Linked DNA regions of Mus musculus: regions 2 and 3 are each linked to region 1. Evidence: chromatin loops called from intact Hi-C (ENCODE). Cell type or tissue: heart. All regions are shown on one strand.

What was found. Hi-C counts contacts between places; a loop is a spot of excess contacts. Peaks named below come from ENCODE experiments on the same cell type or tissue, not always from the same donor. Only the 100,000 strongest peaks of a DNase experiment are listed, where the experiment ranks them.
Region 2: it touches region 1 in a loop (2.0-fold over the local background); 5 of 42 quality-filtered maps call a loop at or near these places.
Region 3: a loop joins it to region 1, with 2.2 times the contacts of the local background. A loop is called at or near these places in 2 of 42 quality-filtered maps.

What each region holds. Positions count from the first base shown.
Region 1 is chr17:50,132,876-50,140,875 of GRCm38, reverse strand. The region is part of intron 2 of Rftn1 (raftlin lipid raft linker 1); the gene reads left to right. Among named protein-coding and RNA genes, the nearest start is that of Rftn1, 54 kb to the left of the region's middle. In heart, no CTCF peak of the experiment used is centred here; DNase peaks (open chromatin) are centred at 4,735 and 5,220.
Region 2 is chr17:50,049,330-50,057,329 of GRCm38, reverse strand. It overlaps Rftn1 (raftlin lipid raft linker 1), which reads left to right. Exons shown (of 10, transcript NM_181397.2): 5 at 1,703-2,093. Among named protein-coding and RNA genes, the nearest start is that of Gm52302, 19 kb to the right of the region's middle. In heart, no CTCF peak of the experiment used is centred here; DNase peaks (open chromatin) are centred at 2,409, 4,399 and 6,689.
Region 3 is chr17:50,033,499-50,041,498 of GRCm38, reverse strand. Rftn1 (raftlin lipid raft linker 1) reads left to right here. Exons shown (of 10, transcript NM_181397.2): 7 at 4,443-4,558. Gm52302 (a long non-coding RNA gene) reads right to left here and starts at 7,017. Exons shown (of 3, transcript XR_003952350.1): 1 at 6,938-7,017; 2 at 1,084-1,243. In heart, no CTCF peak of the experiment used is centred here; DNase peaks (open chromatin) are centred at 3,408, 4,598 and 7,608.

The sequences.
Region 1 (8,000 bases):
AACTCCAGATTCTCTGCATGAGCATCATGTGGTCCTAACGGCTGGGCCATGCCTCCAGCCCCAACTTCACATTTTAATTCTGCAAGTGGGTATACATGAAACTTGGCAAAGCACTTTTTGCTTGCTTGAGTGTATTTTAACTTAGAACAGCTTCATGCTACATTATTTTAGTTTGGTCTCTGTGATAAACCATTAACCACAGATGTCTTGGAGAGGTTTGTTTCAGCTTTGTCGTGTCTATATTTGATAGAAGCTAAGGCAGGAACCGAAGCAGAATTCACAGAGGAACACTGGTTACTGGCTTGCTCTCCACGACTTGCTCAATTTGCTTTCTTATATAACCCAGGACCAACTTGTCCAAGGGTGATCTGGCACAAAGTAGACTGGGCTCTCCCATGTCCATCATTAATCCAGAAAACACTCCACAGACTTGCCTACTGGCCATTCTTACAAAGGTAGTTCCTGAATTGAGGGTCTCTCTTCCCAAATGACTCTGGCTTGTGTCTGGTTGACAAAAATCATGCATTATTGACCCCTTGTCAGCGTGACACACAAAAACATCACTACTAAACCATAGTCTTTCCTTTTTTTATTTACCCCCAATGTCTCATGTTAATATCTTAATATAAACCACATTGTAACTTTATAAGTCTCACAGTCTATAAAAAATTCAAATGCTTTAAAGTTTCAAATTCTCCTTAAAGTAGCCAACATCCCTTTAAAAGTCTAGAGTCTCCCCTCTGTCATCTCTAAATTAAGATCAGGTACTTTCTTCTCATTTGAATGGGAAGAGCTAGGACATAGTCACCATCAAATCAATGCAAAGCCAACACTCGCTGTGTAAATCAAAGCCTATAATCCCCAGGTCTTGGACTCATCAGAGTCTTCTGAGCTCCCACGGGTCTGGGCAGCATCACTTTTCCAGCTCTTTCATGTGGCTTGTCCTGTAGCCTCAGGCGGGCTTCACTCCATACCTCCTGCTGCTGTCTTTGTATGATCTTTGCATCTCCCCAGGTCTCCATAGCAACTGAGGCTACCACCTTCACCAGTGACCTCTTGGACTCTCTTTAGGTGCTCCGATCCTGCCGCATGGTGCCTGCCAAGCCTCAGTTTCTCTCCATGACCCCCTTCAATCTTGGGGTTCCTAATGCAGTGTAGGCTGCACTTTCATGAGTGGCCTCTCTCCACAGAGACAGACCCTGCCCCACAATACACTGCCAATTAGGCAATCCCTGAGATCCATCCCCTCGTGCCCTCAAAATCAGTACCATGTGAGAGTGTGACATCAATTGTCCCAGTAAGGCAAAGGTTTCCCCCTTAGTCGGGCTGGTCTCTTGTTAATCACAGCTTATTATTTTAGCCCCACCAGCAACCACAGAGCCTTAATTCGAAATATCACACGAATGACCCCGATAGAGCCTTGGCTTTCCTCTGAAATTTCACAGACCCAGGCCTCCATGGTCGGCAAGTCTCTCGCCACCCCGCCCCCGCCATGACCCACTCGTTAATAACAGCAGCTCGTTAAGCCCTGAGCATTTCAGCCCAAGGTTCCAGGTGCTTCCACAGTTCTTCCTCGGAATAACATGGTTAGGTCCATTAAAGCAAAGCCCATGTCCAGTACAAACTTCCGTTTTAGTTAGGGTTCTGTTGCTGTAGTGAAACACCATGACCAAAATAAACCCGAGGGGGAAAGGTTTAGCACCTCTTACTACTTAGTCACACTCCATCCCTGAGAACTCACGACAGGAACCCAGATGCTCAAACTGAAGCAGAGGCCACGGAGGAGCACTGAATGCTGGCCTGTTCGGTTTGCTTTCTTATACAGCCCAGGACCACGTGTCCAGGGGTAGCATGGATCTCACACAGTAAACATTAAAAAAGAAAATGCCCCAGAGGCTCGCCTTATGAGGCCAGGATGATAGAGGCAATTCCTCGAGTGAGCTTCCCTCTTTCCAGATGACCTTAGCTTCTGTCTATTCAGAAAAACTAACCAGCACAGATAACGGGAGCAGTTACAATTGCTTTAAACCCATTGTTTGAATGGTACCTTTAAAGGTAATTTGGGATGGATCTCCATGGATCTTTCCTCAGAGACAGCCACGGTGTTTATAATCATTTGGACTGTACAGTGCACATTCTGGTTATTGGGTCATTGACATTCTGGCTTCTGTTATATTCTCCTCAGGGCACTGATTTCATTTTTGCCAAGGAGTAGTTGGATCCCTGCTGCACACTCTGCCTCTTTAGCCTCAGCAGCAGCCTCTGTGCTCTGTCCACCTTGGTTGGATGCTCAGACTATAGTTCGAATATGTGGAGTGACTCATGTCCGTGTGGCCCAGGGATTGGCTAGAACTTTGAGCAAGGTTTCCACGTAGAACTTAGGGGTTGCTCTTCTCTGCATCTGTCCATTCTCTCTCCATTTCTTGAAGCCAGTGAAACTGGATTTCTGTCTGAATTTTTGTGTAGCTCTATCGTATGCAGACTAAGGTCCATCTCAGGGTAAAAGCCATCACCAAATTTTACCTGGTGCCCCGTGACCTCTGTCCCTCTGCCTTGTCTCCATATCTTGACCACTTGGGAAAGTTTTCATCCAGAGTTATATTTTTTATCTGTAGGAGAGCTGATCTGAAGGGAGCTTTCTTAAGTCATATTCTAAGGAACAATCTAGAAGCACAGATATCATCATTATCATGTGTGTGTGCGTGCACATGTGTGCATACATGTATGTGTGTTGTGTGTGTCCACACATGAATGAATGTAAAAGGGCAACCTCTGCTGCTGTTTGGCTGGTACTGTCTACCTTTTCTGGAAGATGGGGCTCATTGGTCCAGGGCTTGCCGATTAGGCTGGGCTAGGCAGGCCAGTGGACCTGCCTGTCTTTGCCAGCACTGTGATCACAAATGCAAGACACAATAACTGGCTCCTCTTAATTTGGGTTCAAAATCATGTCCTCACGCTTGTGCGGCCGACACGTATGCACTGGGCTGTCTCCCTGGCCCTTGCTGTTCCCATGGTTTTCAGATGGGTGCTCGAGGATAGCATCTCTGTGCTGTTCAGGGATGACAGGACCATGTTCCTGCTTGGCAGCCTGGTTCTTGCTTGTGCCCAGCACCGTTGCTCCCCGCCTGCCTCCCACTCTTGAGGGGTACTATAGCAGTTTCCAGAGGAAATTTCCCTCCCACTCTAAGGTTGCCAAGGGTGTACATGAGGCCCGTGTTCCAGTCCTGAGAACTCTTTGAAAGACACCCCAGGCCTGCTCTCCTGAATCAGTGTGCCAGACCAAGGTCTGACATCTGCTTATTGCCATCCCCGTGATTTTGAGTGAGATAGTTGACTTTTCTGACCTTCTATGTCATAGGTCAAAATAAGGTAACTGGGAGGGACGCCCTGTACTGCAATAGAAAATTCTCGGGGTGTATTTGCTCTAAAGCTTTCTTCTCTCTTCATAGACCTTAACTGGATCTGATAAGTTGCAGGAGAGGAGGGGAAGGATTTTCATAGTCATGGTGGGCAAATATCCATCCCTCGGGGCCACAGACATCCTCCTGGGATCTCAAGGTGTCTTCTGTCTTTCTCATTCTCCCCAAAGAACCCTCTCTCCCGTTCCTCCTGCTGGGGCATCTCCAGTTCCACACCACATCATGCAGGAGGTGAGAACTGAAGCCCACACACCTCTCTCGGTGGTGGTTCTGGGAACTGGATTTTTTTCCCCCTCTCATTACTAGTGCCAGTGCCCTGGATTTGTTCTGTATGAATATTACACTTTTGCAGCCAGCTCCCGATGCATATGAACTTAGTCCTAAAGAGAAAGTGTGCTAATAATAATTTTAAAATTGATAGCAGTAAGTGTAACTGGCTGCTGATGGCAATGCGTGCTATTATGCAGTCTTTAAAAAATAATGACACTGTAGGAAAATAATTGATAATGGTGTCTTCTAAAACACAAATTTAGCAAGATAGCTCCACTTGTGAAGGAGTTGCTAGGCCAACAACCCTGAGTTTGAACCCTGGAACCCACATAGTAGGAGGAGAGAGCTGGATCCAGCAGGCTGTCCTCTGACTTCGTACATGTTCAATATTACACATACACACATGGACACAGACACTGACAGACATAAGCACACACATTACAAATACACATATACACACAGAGAGACAGACAAATGAACATACAGAGACACACAGAAACACACACATAGAAATTAACATACACCTAGAGACCCCCACACATGCATGTGTACACACACACACACACACACACACACACACACCAAGTACCTAAATAATGCAAGTGTAAAAAAATCACTATCAACAATAGCTGACTTACATAACATTAGCCATAATTCAGGCACTGTTTCAAATCTGCCCCCTAATATTAATGTTTCAAGCTTGTAACACTCCCAAGTCCCTAGGACAGTGACCACAGTGATTGTCAGGCTCTGCTTAGACACATTTTCCAGATGTGAAAATTGCGGGAGCATAGGTGCATAGCACAGCCCCTGGGTACCCCGCCCCCCAGAAGCTGTGCCTTCTGCTGCCTTGTTAGACCGCTCCATCTGTCTCATTAGATAGAGTCTGTGTTCCGTGGTTACCTGTGGAGCAGGGCACTGGCAGTCTTGTATGTCTTCAGGCCCACAGTTGATAAGAAACTCAAAGATTGCTGGTGGCCTGTTGCCAAAGGAAACCCCACCTCAGAGGCCTGGTGGCGGATGTGGCTCAGGCACGTTGAGTGCCGGGGCCCTTGAGGCCTTTTGCCAGCACAGAAATGGCTTGCGCCTGCCCTCACGGGTAAGTCACAGGAAGGGGAAATGTGTGGACCTGTTTGTGGCTTCACCTAATTTTGTAGCATTTCTTGTTGTAGTTATAAAGATTTAATTACACATTGTCCTGGGGCACGGGGCCTCTCGGAGCTCATGGTTTATGACTGGTGATAATTGGCTCCGTTTAGTTGGCTTCAGCAAGTCACAGTTTCCTCACCACGTTTAATCTGTGATTTGATTTTAGCTTAGCTTTTTTTTTTCTGAATAAAGTATTCCTATTTTTATTTCATTTAAAATCTCCAGTTCTGACTTGTGTGTGAGGAAATGACCTTCCCTCTAATGACTTATCTAAAGATAGGATAGACATGGAAAAACATCCTCCAGCGTTTCGGGAGCTTGGTAGAGAAAACTCCACCCTCTTGCTCTGCGGGACTCTACCGATGATCACAGGATGGGGACACATCTGACGCAGCAGCCACTCAAGGAGCCCCCCTGGAATGTGAGGACCTCAAGATGAAATTGGGTATATAAAAAATTAACAGTGAGGATTTGGACAGTCCTAACGACAAGGTCCCAAGTGAGGAAGATGAAGCGCCTGTCACCCTGGAGGGAACGAACTCCGAGCCACATAAATTAAGCCGACAGGATCTCTGGAGATTGAATAGTGTGTGGAGATATCACCCACTTTGACAGACAAAGACAACCCACCCCGTGAGGGTCCTTAGCCCCTCTTCTCCGTATCGATATTGGTGTTTTGAGTCAGCATTTCCTGGATGCTGCAGTCTTTGAGTTGGGAAGGTTTGATTTGTAGAGAAAAGATGCCAGTAATGAATGGGTTTGAAAGGCTTGCTTAGGGAATCATTTGGGATGGCGGAACGCGTTTCCCACTTCCTTTCCTCCAAGTGTGACATGACACAGTGTGGCTGAGATGCTGCATAGCGGGGTGAGGGAGAAGCTGGCCGTCTCTCCCCTGTGGGTCCCCTCTCTCCTGACTTCACCGGGACCTGGTTTTCGTCCCCTCTGACCTAGCTGAGGCTTTGATGCTCCCGTGCTCCGAGCTCTTGCGCCCCCATCTTTCCTTCTGGGGGACTGTGTCCTGTATCTCATGGGGGGATTTCCTGGTCGCCCCGTTAGTGCTGGGCACTCCTGAGACAGAGGCTTGCCTTGGAGAAGCTTTCTCTTCCTGGCCTGAGAATGTGCTTCTGCCTTGAGTTTAAGGAGCCAAGTAACTGGATCAGGTAGATAAGGGCAACAGGGTTGGCCTTGAGGTCAGAGGTAACAACAGACTCCACACTGTGTGTGCAGACAGGGCCTACTTTGTATGTGTGGCTTTATAGGAGTGACAGAGAGGACAGCTGAATGCTGTATGACCTACGTACCCATAAGGGAGGTCTAGCCAACCTGGTGCCCTTTGTTTCTCCAGACTGAAAGAGTGTTGCAATCCTTTCCCCTCTGCTAGCTCTAATCCTGTCATATGCGCTAGGTTCTCTTTTGTAGGTTTTTCTGTTTCTCCTTGGAGTTTTCCTTCCCGACCCCCACTGGTTGCCTTGGATCCTCCTCGTGCCTTGAAGTCACTTCCCTTTCTCTTGCTTTATTCACCCCATGGACATTCTTCTACTAAATGCCTCTTGTGGTATTCTCTGCATCATCAGAAGTCAGAGTTGACTTTGAGCCCGTCTCTTTGCTTTGCCCTGCCTAGCCTTTGTGCCCAGGCTCCTCCTAGCATCCTCCTTCGGTCTGTGACTGCCCTCTGTCTTTTCTGCACCCACTCTGTGTCTTCATGAGACTCACCGTCTAGGAAGAGCTTGACACACACACTTTAGTTACCTTTCTATGTCACAAGCCACCCTGAAGCTGGTGACTTCAGACAATGCCTTGCCATGAATCTGTTGGCTGGGCATAGCAGGGTAGATCTTCTGTTCCATGTGGGTTCAATCCAGACCACTCATGGGGCTGCATTAGCTGGTAGATTGGATAAAAGACTCTAGGATAGCTCAGTAGACGACCACCTGATACTGAATGCTGACCACTGCCCCCTCAGGTGGCCTTTCCCCATGTTTCACATTGCATAGCTTGTCCTGAGGTCCCAAACAGTAAGAGTAGAAGCTGCCATTCTTCTGGACCTGGAAACAATGCATCATCACTCTGACCACCTTCAATTGGTCAGATCCAGCTCGGCGTCCACAGAAGGGACCCAGCCCTGCTTCCCTGGGAGGAGCATACAGGATCTCAGATGTTATTTGCCCGTTTTGCAGATCTGCCATCTTTATCAATGGTTGCTACAGAAACAGAGATACGTTTTAATGCCTCATACTAGAGTTTTGCTGGATGTGGCAGCGTGACCCATGCCAAGGAGGAGGAGAAGCCTGTTTCTGAGCTCTCCCCCACAAAAGCGGCCATGCTAGACATTAATCTCACTTCAGTTGACCACAAAAGTCCCTGCTTGCCCTGAACCATTATGAGAGCATTTCTCTGCTCATTATTGCGGCTGGACTTGAGTGTTTTAAGATTTGATTTCTAATAATTCTGTGTGTGAGTGTGGCTACTTGAATGTGCACATGTGTGTGCAGGCCCAGGCATTGTTTTTTGGTACCCACGTCTATTGCTCTCCACCCTGTTTTTGTTTTTGTTTGTTTGTTTTTTTTGAGATAAAGTCTCTCACGAAACCTGTGACTCATTGATTGGCCAGACTGGCTAACCAGTGGGCCTCTGGGATATTCACCTCACTGCCTCCCCGTGTTGAGGTTACAGATGGACGCTGAGGCTCCCAGCTCTTGACGAGGGTGTCAGGATCTGAACTCGGGTTCTGATGGTTGTGCAGCAAGCACCCCAAACACTCGGCCATCTACGCAGCCCCCTAAAAACCTTTATTTTAGAAAAGAAATAACTTTCATTTAGTTATCAAATTTATTTAGTTAATTTATTTAGTTAATGTAATTGAGTGTTTTGGGGGTCACCAGAAGGGAGTGCCTGAGACTGGAGCTACAGCTGGTTGTGAGCCTCCAGTGGGGTGCTGGGAATTGTAGCCAGGTCCTCTGGAAGAGCAGCCAGCTCTGTGGCTCAGTTGAAAGCTCTCGGTGAAGTACACATATGGTCAGATGCAACCTTACTCCTTCGAAAGGTGGGCTGTGGTTGTTGCCTTTGAAGGTGTCCATCATCATGGGCCAGACCACCAGGGTGGAGTGACTGAGCAGAGTGCAGTCTTCCTATCTGTCTCTATCTCTCTCCCCTCTGTCTTTC
Region 2 (8,000 bases), 84 kb after region 1:
CAGAACACGATGTAAATGTCAGCACAGCGCCCAGACCATAGTGGGTGCATAGTAGGTCTACTATTGCTAGTCTTGCTTTCATTAAAATAAAAGACTTGGGTACATCTGCAACTGGTGTAGATTTTGTGTTCTGGAATATTCTGTGTGGAACCAAGATGACACAGTTTAACTAACATAGGATAGTTGGTGTGAGGAGGGCCGCAGAGGTCACTTCTCCAGTAGCTCCATGCTGGTACTTCTTGCTGATTCCTGATCATAGCTGAGCACTGCAGAAGCCTTGAGGGCTCCTGAGATCATGCACTTAGCAGTCAGAGACTAAGATTTCTGTGACTTTCCTCCTTGCTCATTGGTCCCAGGGCTTGAGCATCCTTGCCGGGGAAATCTCCGGAAGACCACCTCCTACTTTCGGCTGATTTGATTGGATTCATTATGCGATTACTTCTAATTATTCTTTCAGTGTCCTTCCTACTAAATTCAACTGCCTGGGGCTGGTTTCATGGAGTGCTCATGTGTCACAAGATACCTTGTAGAAAGATGGTCACGTTCCTCTTCTGAGCTCAGGGAGTGAGAGGGTATAGCTTCCGGTTCCTTGCGTGAGATGATATGTACCATGGACTGGGGATCGAAGGGCTCAGTATTAGCTGTGGGTCAGGGTTGGGTGCTCCGAGGGTACCATGGCTTCCCTCAGGCCTAAGGGCAGGCAGCACGGGGAAGGATGCCCATCAGATTCCCCACCTAGGCCCTCTGCCTAAAGTGCTGCCTTCAAAAGGGGGCTCTTGGGATCATGTGCTGCCACCCAGCAGTGAGGGCTTGTGGGGCAGCTGTGCTGAGTTTGTACTCTAGCCTCCTGGGATGGTGGAGGAGAAAAATTAAACTGTCACCATGAGAACTTCCTTCTTCAAATTCTATTTGAGCTTATTCTGTCAGATCCTTTGTCCAGACTCATGAAAAATGAGATTAGAACATTGAGGGAGCTGCTCAACCAGTAAAGCGCGTTCCACAAACACAGGAGGACCTGAGTCAGGACCCCCAGAGCCCAAGTTAAAAACAGAACATATCAATGCATGCTGTAATCTACCGCTGGGCCCTGGAGCTGTGGCTCCCTAGAGCTCATTGGTCAGTCAGCCTAAACAAATAGATGAGTTTCATCGAGAGATTCTTTTTCAAAAATAAAGGTGGAAAGCGATCAAGGACAGATACTTCATATTGGCCTCTGGTGTCCATACTCAAGTGCATACATAGGCATTGTACACACTCACCAAAGAGGAAAAAAGGAAAAAAAAAAGACATTATGGCACCGAGGAAGCAGGCTCAGGGGGATCTGTAGTTCAAGGCAAGATGAGGCGTCACAGTGATATCTTGTCTCAAAAATTATATAAACAACAACAGTAAAGAGGCAGCTAAGTAGTAAAACTGCTGCTATTGCAGAGGCCTGAGTTCAGATCTCAGCATCTGTGTCAGGCAGCTCATAAATGGGTGTAGCATGGCATAGACACACACACACACACACACACACAAACACACACACACACACACACGAGAGAGAGACTCTTCAATAAATAACCAAATGCTTAAGTGTTTTCAACAGTGAGACCCACCCTTTAGGCCTCCGCAGCTTGTGCTGACACTGGGAATCCACAGTGGTCTCAGTGCCTAGCTGTGTCCCATTTACAAAATCCCCTTTGTCTCCTTTGTCTCCCAGGTGCAGGAGGCCGCCAGTCAGGGCTTGAAGTTTGTTAGCGTGGTGCCCCAGTACCAGCCCTCGGTGAGCTCAGCAGGCAGCCGGCGTCTCAAGCCTGTTGCCAACAGTGTTGAAGATGCCAGGGATGTGAAATGCACCTTAGGGGACCGTTCATCCTTGGAAAATGATACTCCGAAGGCTGCAGAGACGGATGCTGCCACTGCAGGAGTGAACCGAAGACCGGAGACCAAACCAGGATCCACAGGGGACGTGCCCAGTGCCCAGCAGCCTGGCATTCCCTCTCCCTCGGCAGAGAATGAGGCTGGCGAGTTTCCACTGCGGGGTTTGCAGCCAGCACTGGATAGATCAGAGGGCGACCCCTCAAATGGGCCTGAAGAGCTGCCCTCCAGGAGTAAGTGTTCAATGCCAGGAGTTCTGACCTGCTTAAAGAGAGGTTTTTTTAGTATTCCCCAGGGCCTCTTAGGGAAAAGGAAATGAAATTAGTATGAAGACACAGTAGACAAGAGAAAGTTTATCAAGTAGCTGTCTGGGCTACACAGCTGTTTACCAACTGCAGCTGTGGACCATGTTGAGTGAACAGAGCCCAGTGAAACTGACTTGCGAGGACTCCAAAAGTGGCTTCTAGACGAAATAGTCTCAGTCAGTGTTCCCGGATGGCCAGGACCTTCTCCACCCTCACACCCATACAGAGAATGTGAACCACTCTCCAGTGAGCTTGGGCGTTCTGCTTCTGAGTGTCTGCCTAAACAAGGGAGTGAGAAAGCAGGGAGGAGGGCGTACCACGCAAGAGAGTAATGGCTCTGCTTGCTCGGATGGAAGCATTCTGAATGCAAGAAGCACATACAGTTGACAGATGGGCACCATGGAGAAAATGCTTTGTCACCACTGTGGGTCTTCTCTGTCAGTGCTAATGACTTGATGATGTCATGTAGCAACCCACCCATAACAGACAGCAGTTATTATACTTCCCAGTTACCAGACTCTGCCATCCTTTAAAGGGGCCATCGCTCTATTCTCTACGCACTCTTATGAGTGAGCTCTCTTACCACTTCCGGGCTGGGAGCTGGCACCCCTGGCATAGGACGGCAGGTAGGGTTGACACCACCCATGCCTCCACTCTACTTGGCTTTTCCAGTGTAATAGAATGAAAAGATTTCCTGAAGCCTTCTGTAACTCTCATAGTCTCCTTTTCTCTACTTTTGCCTGGAAATCCCATCCATTGTGTGGGTCCTTATGTTAGCAGTGGGGCCCTCTCTGGCTTTAGGAAGGTGACCATAAGTTGCCTGACAATAGAATACCCACAGAGTTGCCTTAGTGTATTTGTTTAGACCTTTCTATACCATGTCCCCAGTCACCATTTCTACTCTGTATTAGCTAAAAACACTTGAAATTGACCTCTTGCAAGTGATTTGGCTGCTTGAGAATAGGGGCAGTGAGTTGATTTTATTTTGTTTATTTATTTTTTGCTAAGTCAGCACTTCTTGAGGAAAAAAAGATGGGATGGTCAGATCTGAGATCTAATGGCAGGGTTTCCCTGAAAGGACTGCCTCAATTCTGAAATACAGTAGAGCTATCATTTATTCAAGACCTTGATCTTTGGTTTAGAGATACTGGTAGGGTTTTTTTCACTTCGCTGAGGTAGACTACTGTCTCACCTTGATGGTGGCTTGGGTTTAGATCTGGTGTGAGGGTCTGACAAGCTCCATCGTGAGGCTGGGGGGCTGAGCATACTAAATTCTGAGAGGGAGGGCGACTGTAGAGCCATGTGGAAGATGAGGGTCCAGGTCAGGCATGAAACCCGGGAGGGAGGCATAGCAGCCATGGGAGACAGGCAGCACCATGGAGAGAAAACCCATGTCTGTGTGCACCTTCTAGCTAGGTGGTCGTCTTGTCCAGATACATGCCACTAACATCCCCATGGGAGCTCTTATTCAGGGCCCTGGCTGCACAGTGCTACCCCTCACAGAATCCTTTTAAGAAGAAATGAGACAGTTGATCCCAAGAGTCTATCAGGAGTGTGGAGACTGTGTTCCAGAACCCACCTTTCTCCTAGACCTTGAGAAGGTTCACTTTCTGGGTTTGACCTTTAACCCTTTCCTAGAACCCTTCCCAGATGTCCAGTGCCCTATTTCTGCTCTAGGGCTCCTTGACTCTCTCTCTCTCCATTGCCCAGGTTCTACTATGGCTGAAGATTGACACCAAACCCTCCTGTAATGCCCAGAGCACTTAGGCCTGCAGTCTCCATTTCCTGGGGTCCTTGTCCTTTTCTGCAAATTCAAATCCTTTGGTCACTGGTGGGTTAATGTGTCACGGAGGCCTCAGTCCAACAGTGCGTGGGAAGGGGGTTTCCAGCTGGAGACAGGCCAGGGGCTTGAGCCACACAGCCCATTTTAGTCCTCCCAAGTAGACAGCTCGTGCTCTCTCTCTCACTCTCTCTCTCTCCCTCTCTCCCTCTCTCCCTCTCTCCCTCTCTCTCTCTCTCTCTGTGCATATCAGCAGCCCCCACCCTGCCTTGCAAGCAATCACAGCACTCTCCTTCCATCTCCAGCCTTTTCAAATTAGTTGGTAGACACACGTTGCTAGTGGAGGGCCTTGGTCCAGTTTTCCCCAGGTGTTATCTCGATTACACTCACCACAACTATGACAGGAGATGCTACTGTGGCTCCCAGCTCACAGATAAGGACCGTTCCCTTCCTGAAGGCTGGACATTTAAGGACCCTGTCTCCACAGGTCAAAGCCCTTATCTGACCCCAGCTTCTCTCCTGAGCCTTTCCCTAGGGAGTTTAGCTTGTTTCCTTCTCTGGGGCGTCTGTTCACTGCCCTGCCCTGAAAAACACTCACAGGGCACCCAACCCCAGCCTCACCATCCCATACCCTGCTCAGCTGTCTGCTTGCCCCCTAAAGAGGTTGTAATGTTTAAGTCTCTTTCTGCAATCACAGCAAGACACTTTAAAAGGATTGCAGAAATTGCCTCCCTTGGGTAGGAAGCAGCTAGCAGTAGATCCAGTCAGGGACAGTTCACAGTGGTCTTAAAGGAGCTACAGGGAACATGGCTGGGCTGACCCATCCCTGCATTGTGGTGCTGATGTTAAAGGGAGAACAGGTGGGCTGACCCCATCCCTGCATCATGGTCCAGATGTTCAGAGAGAGAGCTGTTGGGCTGACCCCATTCCTGCACTGTGGTGCTAGTGTCAGCAGGGAGAGCAGGTGGACTGTCCCCATTCCTGCATGGCGGTCCAGGTATTATACCCTTCTGGATCTTCTTGTTCATTAATTGGGGACTTCTTGCCTGGGGACTTCCTGATGATATGAAGTCACTGTGAGATACACCCCAGTACCCCTTACAATACCTTTGATCAAGAAGCAAGAACCACTTGGGTGTGCTAGGCAGAGCAGGGGTGTTGTGCCAGGCAGTCAGATTTGAGGCCTGGGGTGGTTGTGCTGTGTATTTTTCTTCCCGGAGTTTATGGAGGTACTTAGACCTTGTCACTCTGCCTCCTCCACCTGAGCCACTTGGTGCGACGTCTCTAGGCTCCCACTGAGTCCATGAACAAATGTCCCCAACTATGGCTACCAGCATCTACTTTGTATTCTATTAAATTAACCTCTTACAAGAATGGGGCATGAGCCCAGAGTCTGAGAGGATTGAAAGATCCCAGGCTCTGCCACTCACTGTCAGGGATTCTGAGAGATACACCTGAACCTCCCGTGGAAGTTGAGAGCATCAGGTATCGTGGGAGGTCACACCTGGCTGAGGTACCTACATCTGGGTCTGCTGGGTTTGTCGTGAGCTGCCATGTCAGGTGGCCTCATGCTGGCTCAGAGATGTCCTGGGCTGGCACCATGCCTGTGACAAGTGAGAAGCCTTCCACAGGTTCAGGGATGTAGTGGACCTTCCCATCACTGCACCCGCAGCCCTGCCTTAATAGAAGACATTCATCTCAGTTCCCCCTGCCCATGTCTTGAGCAGCTTGCAGTCCCCACCCAGCTATGCCTGGCTCTCCAGGCTCAGCTGACTGCCCCAAGTCTGGCTTATGGTGCCCACAACTCAGACTCAGTTCTCGGTTCTGTTTCCTCTGAACCACAGCTCTCCTTGGACACTGAAATCCAGCCATCCCTGTGGCTCGTTCACAAGCTGCAGCTCTCTGATTCCATAAATGCAGACAAGCTTCTATCTACACTATAGCTCAGCTCAGGCCCACATGTGGCCTGAGAACAGCATACCTTTCCCTTGCCATGCTTGCCTGCATGGCATAGCCCGTCCCCAGCCCGGGTCTCCATGTTCTCCGTTTATCCTGCGCGTGTCAATCACAAACACATGAGACATTCACCGTGGTACAGGGACCTTGGAAGGCATAAGAGTTCCAAATGAAATGTGGCGAGGCCCCATGTCATGTCACAGGGCAGGACAAGAAGACAGTCTGGTACTCTTTGGCTGCTCTGCCAGCCTAGTCCTTCAGCCATTCTCACAAACAATGCCTTCCTTTGGGACTTTCCCACATCTGGAAATTGCTTCCAGCTGGGATCATAGTAGCTTATAGAACAACAGAGAACATTGAAACAAACCTGGGGCTCCTCGGAATCCTTGGTCCCTGCTCACACTCGAAATGTGTCGGAGTTTGGGGGACACGAGAGCATCGAAGCAAGTGGTTTTGGGGGTAGTTTCTCTTGGCTGGTGTCCCTGTGAGTGGATCTGACTAAAGGGTTGTGTGAGATCAGGCCTCTCCTGGTATCCCATCGCTGCTGATTCTTCTGTGGTTCTTCATCTGCCATTCTCCCTTCCTTCCTGAGAAATGTGCTTTTGTGTCAGGCTGCTGGGGAGGTTGGAGCCTGGAAAGCCTAGTTGCTGCCAGCCCTTCCTACCTTACCTAGCTGTCCTTCCCGCCCTCCTCCACCACAGCCTCTTCACTTCTCATTTCGGCCTTACTCATTCTCTGTTGCGTGACGCTTTCGGGAGACTGGTGCTTATTCTTACTGCACCCCGTGAGTGAAGATGGTCTTCTGTGTGTTCAAGTGCTACCAGCTGTGACCACGACCAAATTCCCACTTCCTTCTTCCAACGCAGCAGCTCTGAGCAATTGCTCCTGTTGCATTTGTGCCTAACTGTAACCGACTATAGGGCCATGTTCTGGACCAAACCTGTGGACAGCTCTGGCCAGGAGTGCTTCAGAAGTGACTTTCGGTCCAAGTGGATGGGTACCTCAGTTGTCTCGTCCTTAGTGGATGCAACTAAGGTGACATTGTCCCAGTGGACCTGTGTCCCTGATGAGGCACAGCTGCCCTGTGGTAACTGCTCACTAACATTGCATCTCCTCATTTCTATCCCTGCTCGCTCTGTCTTCCCAGCATCATCTCTTGTTCTGTAGACACTGCAGATTATTCTATGATAGCCATGATTTTGGTTTGAGTGGGTGAGTTTATTAAGTGTGCAGCAAGAATAAACAGCAAATAGATGATAGGTAAGTAAGTAGGTACAGAGACAGACAGACAGACAACAAAATGTCATTAATCCAGGTACTTAAAACATCAACAGAAATTGGTGGAGGAAGTTGAGGCAGGCAGGCAGAATTCCAGCTGAGCTTCCTGTCCACAGATTAGCTTCCCACGGCTGGACTGGCTCCTCATCCCTGCTGTGGGCACATTCCTATCACAGGATATGCAATAGTAACGTCTGTTGATAAAAGCTGGCATCTGCCTCTTCTCAAAGGACAATGTTTCCCTCTCCAGCCTTATGGCTGTTCTTTCCTCCATCACAGAGTTGGGAGGAAAGCCCCTTCCCAGACAACTCTTCCTGGTGGACGCTTGAGACAAGCACGCTTGGATTTGAAATGGGGGCAGGCAGACTCAGCTTCTCAGTGAGCTCAAATAGCATGACCGCTAACCCATACGATGTGTATTACAGCAGTGTCAGCTGCTTGCATGGGAAAGCTTGGAGGGTCTACTTTGAAGGATCCTAAGACACACCAGATCAGACTCTTGGCTGCTTGTACTGAACTTGAGGCACCCAGGACCAGAAGATGATGCTGCATCACCCAGCCATTCCCTCCCTAGCCTCATTCCCTGGCTTGGGTCCTCACTTCACACATTTTCCTCTGGCACCCCATTCTCATCGTCTGGTGACTGCATCTGCACGCACCAGGGCCGGATTTCTTGTTTGAAATCTTTTCTGGGGTCGATACAGCATCTTGGGTCAGGCAGGTGGACTGGAAGGGAAGTTGGGCTAGGGCTAAGGACCGAACTGCATGGGCTGTATACAATTCAGGTGGCTGGTTCTGTAGGATGGAATAGCTTGATGAAA
Region 3 (8,000 bases), 99 kb after region 1:
TGTCTACTCTTGGTTAATTCCACAGAGACAGACCCTGCAGAGGCAAAGAGCCTCTTCTGACATTGTATAGAAGTCTAGAGCAACTGTTGTGTACTGTGCTGCACAATCCTGAAGGAACTACTGTGTCTCTACCAGCATTGAACACCCATACATCAGGAATGAGGAAGCTCATCTTAAGGAGCTTGGGTGCTGCTTCTGTGGCAGGGACTCTCCCCTGGAGTGAGGCTGAGAACCTTGGGCCATGCTTATCCTGGGGCCCCAGGGTACCTATAAAGTTGTTCAGCTGCAGAATGCTTCTCCCTGGTTATCTGTGTTAAGTGTCCTTAGGAGGCCAGCATGCTAACACTCAGGGACAACTCTGGAAGTGTGTCCCTTGCTGAGGAGGGTTCGTGGTAGACTCCAGACTGGGGAATAAGTAGGTGTTGGCTCACTCAGGGGGGACTTAATGAAAGGAGTGTGGACAAAGCTCCAGGTGCTCCCATAATCATCACTCAGTTGGGCTGTTCAAGCATCTTTATCATTCAAGACAAGATCCAACCCCAAGCTGAGCAAGCACACTGGTCTCATTCACTTTGTCTAGGGTGAACATTGCTTATCAGTCAGCAATGGCCACAGTAATGCCGTGTAACTAACCATTCCCGAGTTCATTGGCTCCACTGGGGCAGATCTGTCTCATGTCTCTTTTGTCTTCCTGGAAACAACTGGCTACCTGAGGCATGTCCTTTCAAAGTGGTAACAGTGACATAGGTGGTCAAACTCAACCACACACATGGTCTCCGGCTCTGCCTCTCACCTACTGTTATCTCTTTACCTGAGCCAGTTGGAGACATCTCCTGACAGTTCTTTTCCCACCAGTCACCTGAGCCCCAAATTTCTTCTTAGGATTCTGCATGTCATCTGTAATTGAATGCCCCCCCCCCAGCTCTGAATTTGCACACAGGCTGCCCCCCCCCTTTCTGCCGGGAACTCACAAGCCCTATAAATTCGTATGACTTGCTTGTTTAGTGCATCTATTTACCTCTTAGTGTCTTTTCCCGTTGTAATAAAGTACCAGACAAAGCCTCCTAAGGTTTATTGGCTCACCATGCCAGATCACAGTCCATCCTAGCCGGGGAGTCAAGATGGCAGGAACTCAGAGCAGGTAGTCAGATTACACACGTCCCCAGCGAAGAGCCGAGAACAGAGTCAGTGCACGCCTGTGCCCATTTCCAGATCGCTGCAGTCTTATACACTTGGGGATGCCCTGTGAAGGAAAGAATGCCACGCACAGTATGCACCTGTTCTCTTCTCAAAGTAATTTCAAGCTAATACTACCCCAGCCCCCACAGGCCAACCTGGCCTAGACAGTCCCTGATTGACACTTTCCGACAGTGTCCAGTGTACAGAGCTAGCCACCATAATGTGTCTACTCAGACCAGGGAGCCCTCGTTTATACACCCCTTTGATAAACAGCCACCTCCATGGCCTACGCCTTCGCTCCCTCATCCCGTTTACATTTCTGCTTGTCCGTTCTGTTGCTGACCCCTCTCTCCTAGTGAAAGAGTCTGGTAAGCTCGACGGTTGCACAGACTGTGTTTTGCTCACCAGCTCTCCAGAGCACGGCTGGCCTATAATGGCCAGATTCAATAGATGTCAGAATGAAGGAGGGGGTGGGGCAGGTTCGGTGGGGTGAGCACCGTGTTTCCACGAGCTTTTTGGAGGTCCAGTCTGTCATTTCTAGGAGTCACTCAGGAAGGTTAATTTTATTGTGTTGTACCTCCATTTTTTTCTAAAACTCTGAGCATAGTTCTACCTTCAAGAGACACATAGAAGACGACAAAGAACTTATTTTTTTTTCCTGTAATACCTGGTTACCTATGTTGCCCCCTTTATTAATCTTGCAAGAAGACTGAAAATAAAATTTTAATTATACTTAACTCCGCCGCTCATGACCACTTTTGATTTTGTTTCTCCAAGTTTATAAATCTAAATGTTTTTCATTAAAAAAAAAAAAAAGCAAAATACAACTTGGGAATGGAGGGAGGGCTCAGCAGTTAGGAGCTTAGACCCTAAATCTTCTGTAGTCACTCACACACATACACATACACGTAGACACACAAATAATTTTTTAAATTCACAGTTGGCCCAAATGACACTTTTGTGTCTGTATTTTTCCCCCCATAATATTGTTTCTTAAGTATTCTCTGATTAAATTCCCAGGGTATTTTTTCTTAGGATAATACAGAATTTGATCATTAAATATTTTCTATGACGACTAGATTATGTAGTGGCGTGTGTGTGTGTGTGTGTGTGTGTGTGTGTGTGTGTGTGTGAGTGTGTGTGTGTGTGTGTGAGAGAGAGAGAGAGAGAGAGAGAGAGAGAGAGAGAGAGTAAGTAGAGGCCTGTCTGTGTATGGGAGTAGTATGTACAGGTGACTGACTTCAGGTGTCTGCCTCCACCACTCTGCCATGTTTTTGAACCAGTCTCTGGCAGAGCCTGACCTGCCTTTCTGGCTAGGCTGGCTGCCCAGCAAGACCCACTGGTACTTTTCAATGACTGTTTGAGAAGAATATCTTGTAATAAGATAAATCACAATCATGATCATTTTCTTTGTTACAGAAAGGGAAGGGAGACAAAGCAGAAGGCCTTTGACTCTCTCTGACATTCATGGAAGTGCCAGTGTTTGCTCCAAGTCTCAAAGGAAAGGACTCAAAACTGTCAACACACAGCAATGTAGAGCTTTATGTTCTCCACAAATAAAATAAAAAAGCCAGCAAGAAGAGAAAGTTATTTGCAACAACAAAAATAAGTAAAGGGCCGCGCTGACTATTTACCTATAGTTTTTTCTCAATGCCTAAAACCTCTAAAAGCCCAATAGAAATGAACAAAGACCCCAAACTGGATGGTAATTCTCCATGGCTCTTAAATGTTGAAAAAAAATCAGTTTCTTTTGTTTATCAAATTGGCAAATTTTGAAAAGAAAATGCTTGGTGCCTGCAGTGGTAGGAGTGCAGAGGAACTCTTGACAGTGTTGAAAGGAATGTTATCTGCACAGCTCTCGTTCGAGAGCCATTTAACCAAGTCTGAAGAGCCTACCCCTGAAAGCCCATCTTCCGTACACCCTCCCAGCTTGGTTCTTTAGTCTCGCATTTACAATGTTCAGAGTCCATCAAGAAGACTTATCTGTAAGCATTATTTATAAAAACACTTTTACAAAACATACTAAACTGGGGTGTGGGATAAAGTTTGGTGGGCAGAGCTTTTGCTTGGCACACATGGGGACCTGAGTTCAGAACCCCAAAATGTCCATAGAAGCAGGGTAGCCTATGCGTGTAAGCCCACAGGGTAGGTGGCTTCAGTCATAAGTCGGCACATAGTTCTCCCTGTTTCTTGAGGCTAGAAGCCCACACCCCAGGTGCTGGCACGTTCTCAACCTCTCTTCCTGCCTGGCTCTCCCTGTGTGCGTATCTGGAGTAAGAGGAGCAAGCAGAGCTCCCTGGAGCTTCCCCTTCTTCCAGAGACCAAGCCTGGGCTCAGGGCTTCAGTTCAGAGACTGAGCAAGGTTTGCACAACAGATTGTAGGGCAAAAAGCATCATCCACCCAGATCCTAGTTTCACGGGTGAGACGACCATCTCTAAAAGGGACCCTTGCCTGGAGTCAGGCCACCGGCATTTAAATTACTCTTCTTTCTCTTGGTCTCATCTAAATGAATCAAGGACAGACTGCACCATGTTAAAAGGCGGCAGAAGGCACATGTCTGGTGTGGCAGAGGCTCTGCCCTATGCTCTTTTAGACCCCATCAGTAAGACACTCTCACATAACACTGTAACACACAGAACACATAATAACTAGGCTTGTCAAGCGGCAGCGTACACAGGACCCACTCTCTTGTCTGGCAGTGCCCCAGGAACATTATCAGCGGTGAATCATTTGGGAAGCCCTCTCCTGGCTCTGGACAAGGCTGCAAGAAGCAGCCCTGGTACAGCAACCACACCACACACCCCAGAATCAAAGCACAAGTGACAAGCTCAGATATGCTGGTGTCTTCCATCTGTCCTGCCTTTTAAAAATGCTCTTTTACCTAAATACAGTTCTCCTCTAATATCTGTGTAAGCGGCTGTGTTTTGCCCTGGATGAGTCCTTCCCAGTGCATCCTGACACTGGAGCACGAACAGGAAGGTAGGCACGTGAATCTGATGGTGATTGCCAACGATGAAATTTGGGCACATAAAATCAAGGATATTATTCAAAAGTGTGAGGTAAATTAGTCTCATTCATTCTGATGGGGCTAGACTCTGCGGCTGTGTATGCCGTCTTTAATTAACGCTCGGAAAAGATGTTCTGATTGGGATTATTAATGAATGGCGGTGAAGATTTTTACCGTTCGTAAGACTTCTACCACAGACAGCTTACATCCCCCACCACCCAACCGTTTTTGTTGTTGTTGTTTTTCTTTCCACAGATTCCTTCTATGGCCTGACAGATGGAGTATTCATCTTTGAAGCTGTTTCCACAGAAGATAACAGAACCACACAGGGCTATGACGCTATTGTTGTGGAACAATGGACAGTCCTAGAAGTAAGTGCGGAGCTGCCCTGTCGCTGCTTTTGTCTGGGGAGAGATTGTTTCAGGCTTGCTCCAGCTGACTGCAAGGCTGGTGTCCAGCTATGCCTTTCTTCTGAAAGGGAGTTCACCTGGGTAAACTCTGGGTGGGGGGACCCTCTTAATTCTTCTATACTCTGCCTCCAGGATGGGGAGGGAGGACTCCACTTTTCTCTTTCTACATGAAAAGCATGTATTTTTGCATATGTCAGACCATTGGGTGGAAAGAAAGAGTCACCTACTGTTAATTTGCATATCACTGTAAACACAGATGGAATAAAGAGGCCTGTCCCTAACGCTGTCATAGTAAGAGCTAGGTTGGGCTTTCGGAGGTAGCATCTCTGGCCATCAACTGCAAGCCATCCTTGGAAGAAAAGAACAGGAGCCCCGAGTCCTCTGTGAGCGAATGAGGTGAATACCTTTTTCACAGTCAGGCTTTGTGCCACATACCGCAGGCTATATTTGAAGAGTGATGACCATGAGCGAGCCACTGGCTCTGGGTAGGGCAATCCAAGTCCCGTATCTTTGGAATAGTCTTCTCTCTAAGATCTCTTTGATTTTCTCCAACCATGAAGTATGAATGTTTAAAGCCCGTCTCAGCCATCACTAGACCAGTGTCCCTTGAGAGTGACCATGTGTCTAAGGCTTATGCAGAGTTTCTCAAGCACAGATATTTGGACCCCACCCTAGAAGTTTTCTTTCATCTGAAAACACTCTAACACCATGCCACAGATGGGCTGTTGACCTTCCAGGAGACTGGAAGGTTCAAGGTCAGGGTTCCATTCCTGCGGCTTCTTTTCAGGGCTCTCCTCTGGCTTGTAGACAGCTACTCACTCTGAGTCTGCTTATGAGCAAGAGCCAATGAGCTCTCTGGTGTCTCATAGGACATTAATCCTAATGGATCAGGGAGCCGCTCTTGTGACCGTACTTAACCATAATTGCCTTTTAGAGGCCTCAACTCTGCACTGAGAGTAAATTTAGGTAGGGCACAGAATACTGTCTCTAACAGTATCTCTGAGGTCAGGCCTAAGAATTTGCATGTCTACTACCTTGTTAGGCGAATTGCCTCTGCTGGTTGAAAGATGAAACTCTGAGGATTCCTGCCCTTTGAGCTTGTTACCAGCACAGTGAACATCCCGCCAGGGACAATATAGCAGAAGGCTTGGCCTTCTGAAGAGGCTCCATCAGACACCCACTCTGCATCATAGTCAGTACTTCTCTGGGACACGTGGGTGAGCTTGAACCCATTTGTGCTGCCCTGAGTCTAGCTATATCTTCCCTTACCACTATTTGGCCTATAGAAAGCTTTTTCCTCCTTAAGCCTGGACCTGAAAGGTGATGAAATTGGATTTCAGAGGGACACAGAGGCAGATAATCCTTTTGGGTAAGAAATTTATTAGTTAGTAACACTGTAGACGTACATGCTATAGGTGGGTAGCTTGTCAGGGGTTCAGGCCCATGTGATAGAGCTGGGTCCTTTCTGACAGATTAGAGAAGGGGAAGATCTTATGCTATAAAGTCATAATATGTAATTGTAGTCAGGCTGCCTCTAATCCTGGCAGGAGAAGGGGGGGGGGGGGAATTGCATTACCAGGAAGAGGGGAGGGCATCTTGCTGGTGAATGGTTGCCTTCAGATATCTCGGAAACAGGGGCCTGTAAACTTCCTTGGGAAAATGTGGGTTAGGGTGCCATCTGTCCTAGAATTCTGTCATCTGAGATCTGTGCGGGGCTACAGAGTCACACATAGGCTCTCTGCTGGAGCTCTCCAATGCCCTTCATTACAGCCGTGAGGGAGGCTGCTGCAGGTGGCTGTAGCCCCATCAGCCTGCCGGCTCCAAACACAACAGTTCTTCTTTGCTTCCGGTTGACCCTGTTTTATGACAAGCACTGTCTTCCCAGGCTAGCCCCTAACCTCCTGGGCTCTGGATAGTATCAAAGTTGGGGGTTGCAACCCATGCCCCAAGTCAGGTTTAGCCATCCGTGCTCAATAAGCCAATTAGAAGAGTCAGATCAATTACAAGGGTCAGATTGATAGTATAATCCAGAGAAAACAAACAAACAAAACCAGGAAATTTATTCAATGTGGCCATATTGAAAAGAAGATGAAGAGGTAAGGGCTGTGTTGGTCAGATTGTTGTCAACTTGACATCTGAGCAAAGGGAGCCTCGTCTGAGAAAATGCCCCTGTCAGATTGGACTGAAGGCAAGCCTGCGGGGCCCTTTCTTGATTGGTGATAGATGTGGAAGGGTCGAGCCTGCTGTGGGTGGTGTCATGGTTGGGTAGGTTGGTCCTGAGATATGTAAGAAACTAGCCAAGCAAGCCAAGGGGAGCAAGCCAGTTACCAGCACACCTACCTCCGTGGCCTCTTCTTCATTTTGTGCTTTCTGGTTCCTGCCTCGGGTTCCTGCCCCAACTTGACTTCCTCAATGAGAGACTGTGAACTGTGAAGTCAAACAAACCCTTTACTGCACAAGTTGCTTTTGTTAGTGACCTTCCTATCACTCACTCGATTGGAAGCAAACTAAGACACCATCTGTTCAGTCATGGTCAAGGTGTGACCCCCACCCACCTTGCCTGTCACAGTCTGGTCTTCAGTCTTGTCCTGTAAAGTGGTAAGGTAGATTTGTGTAAAGTCTCTATTGGGGAGAAAAGTTCCTTTGTGGCTGGGTCCTTTTCCTTCCCAGCATGAAATTCCTGGGGGAATTCCTATTTCTTTGGGGTCCATTGTTTCTGATGGAGAGCCACAAATGTTTCTTTAGAATATCCTCATTTCTGCCAGGCCTGTTACATGGCTCTGAGATGTTATTGTCAGCTTTTTTCTCATTCTTACTGGTGAGATCTGATCTACCCCTTTATTCCCGGCCCTGCCCTCAGCCCTGTTCCAGCTCTGTCACTATGTTTTGTTTTCCTTTTACACACACACACACACACACACACACACACACACATACACACACACACACACACACACTTTCACCAGGGAGCCTGGCTGACTGCTCTCAGCTCTGAGACAATGTAACCTGTTACGAGCAGGAAGCTAACCAGGAACCTGTGCAGGCAGGCGAGGTCCCCCAGTTCCCAGCTCAACTGCTCAGCGTCGAGAGGGAAGCCACTCCCTTCCCTTTTGACTTTTCAGTAAAAGTGGATGCTGGCAATGATGAGACGCTAAAGAAACTCTAGTCTGGTGTCCTGACCTGGATCTATAATCTCAGCTCTTGGGAGGAAGGCTGGAGGATTGCTTAGACTACAATGCCAGTCTGGGTTAAATAGTAAGACTCTATCTTAATCCCCACCCACAAGGAGAAAGTACAGTGAGAACCCATGACGAACAGCCCCGGCCCACAGAGCTACTATTAAACAGTAGCCCATCAGTTGCTTGCTGTCACTCATGACATGAGTCTCCACCTACTTCCTTGG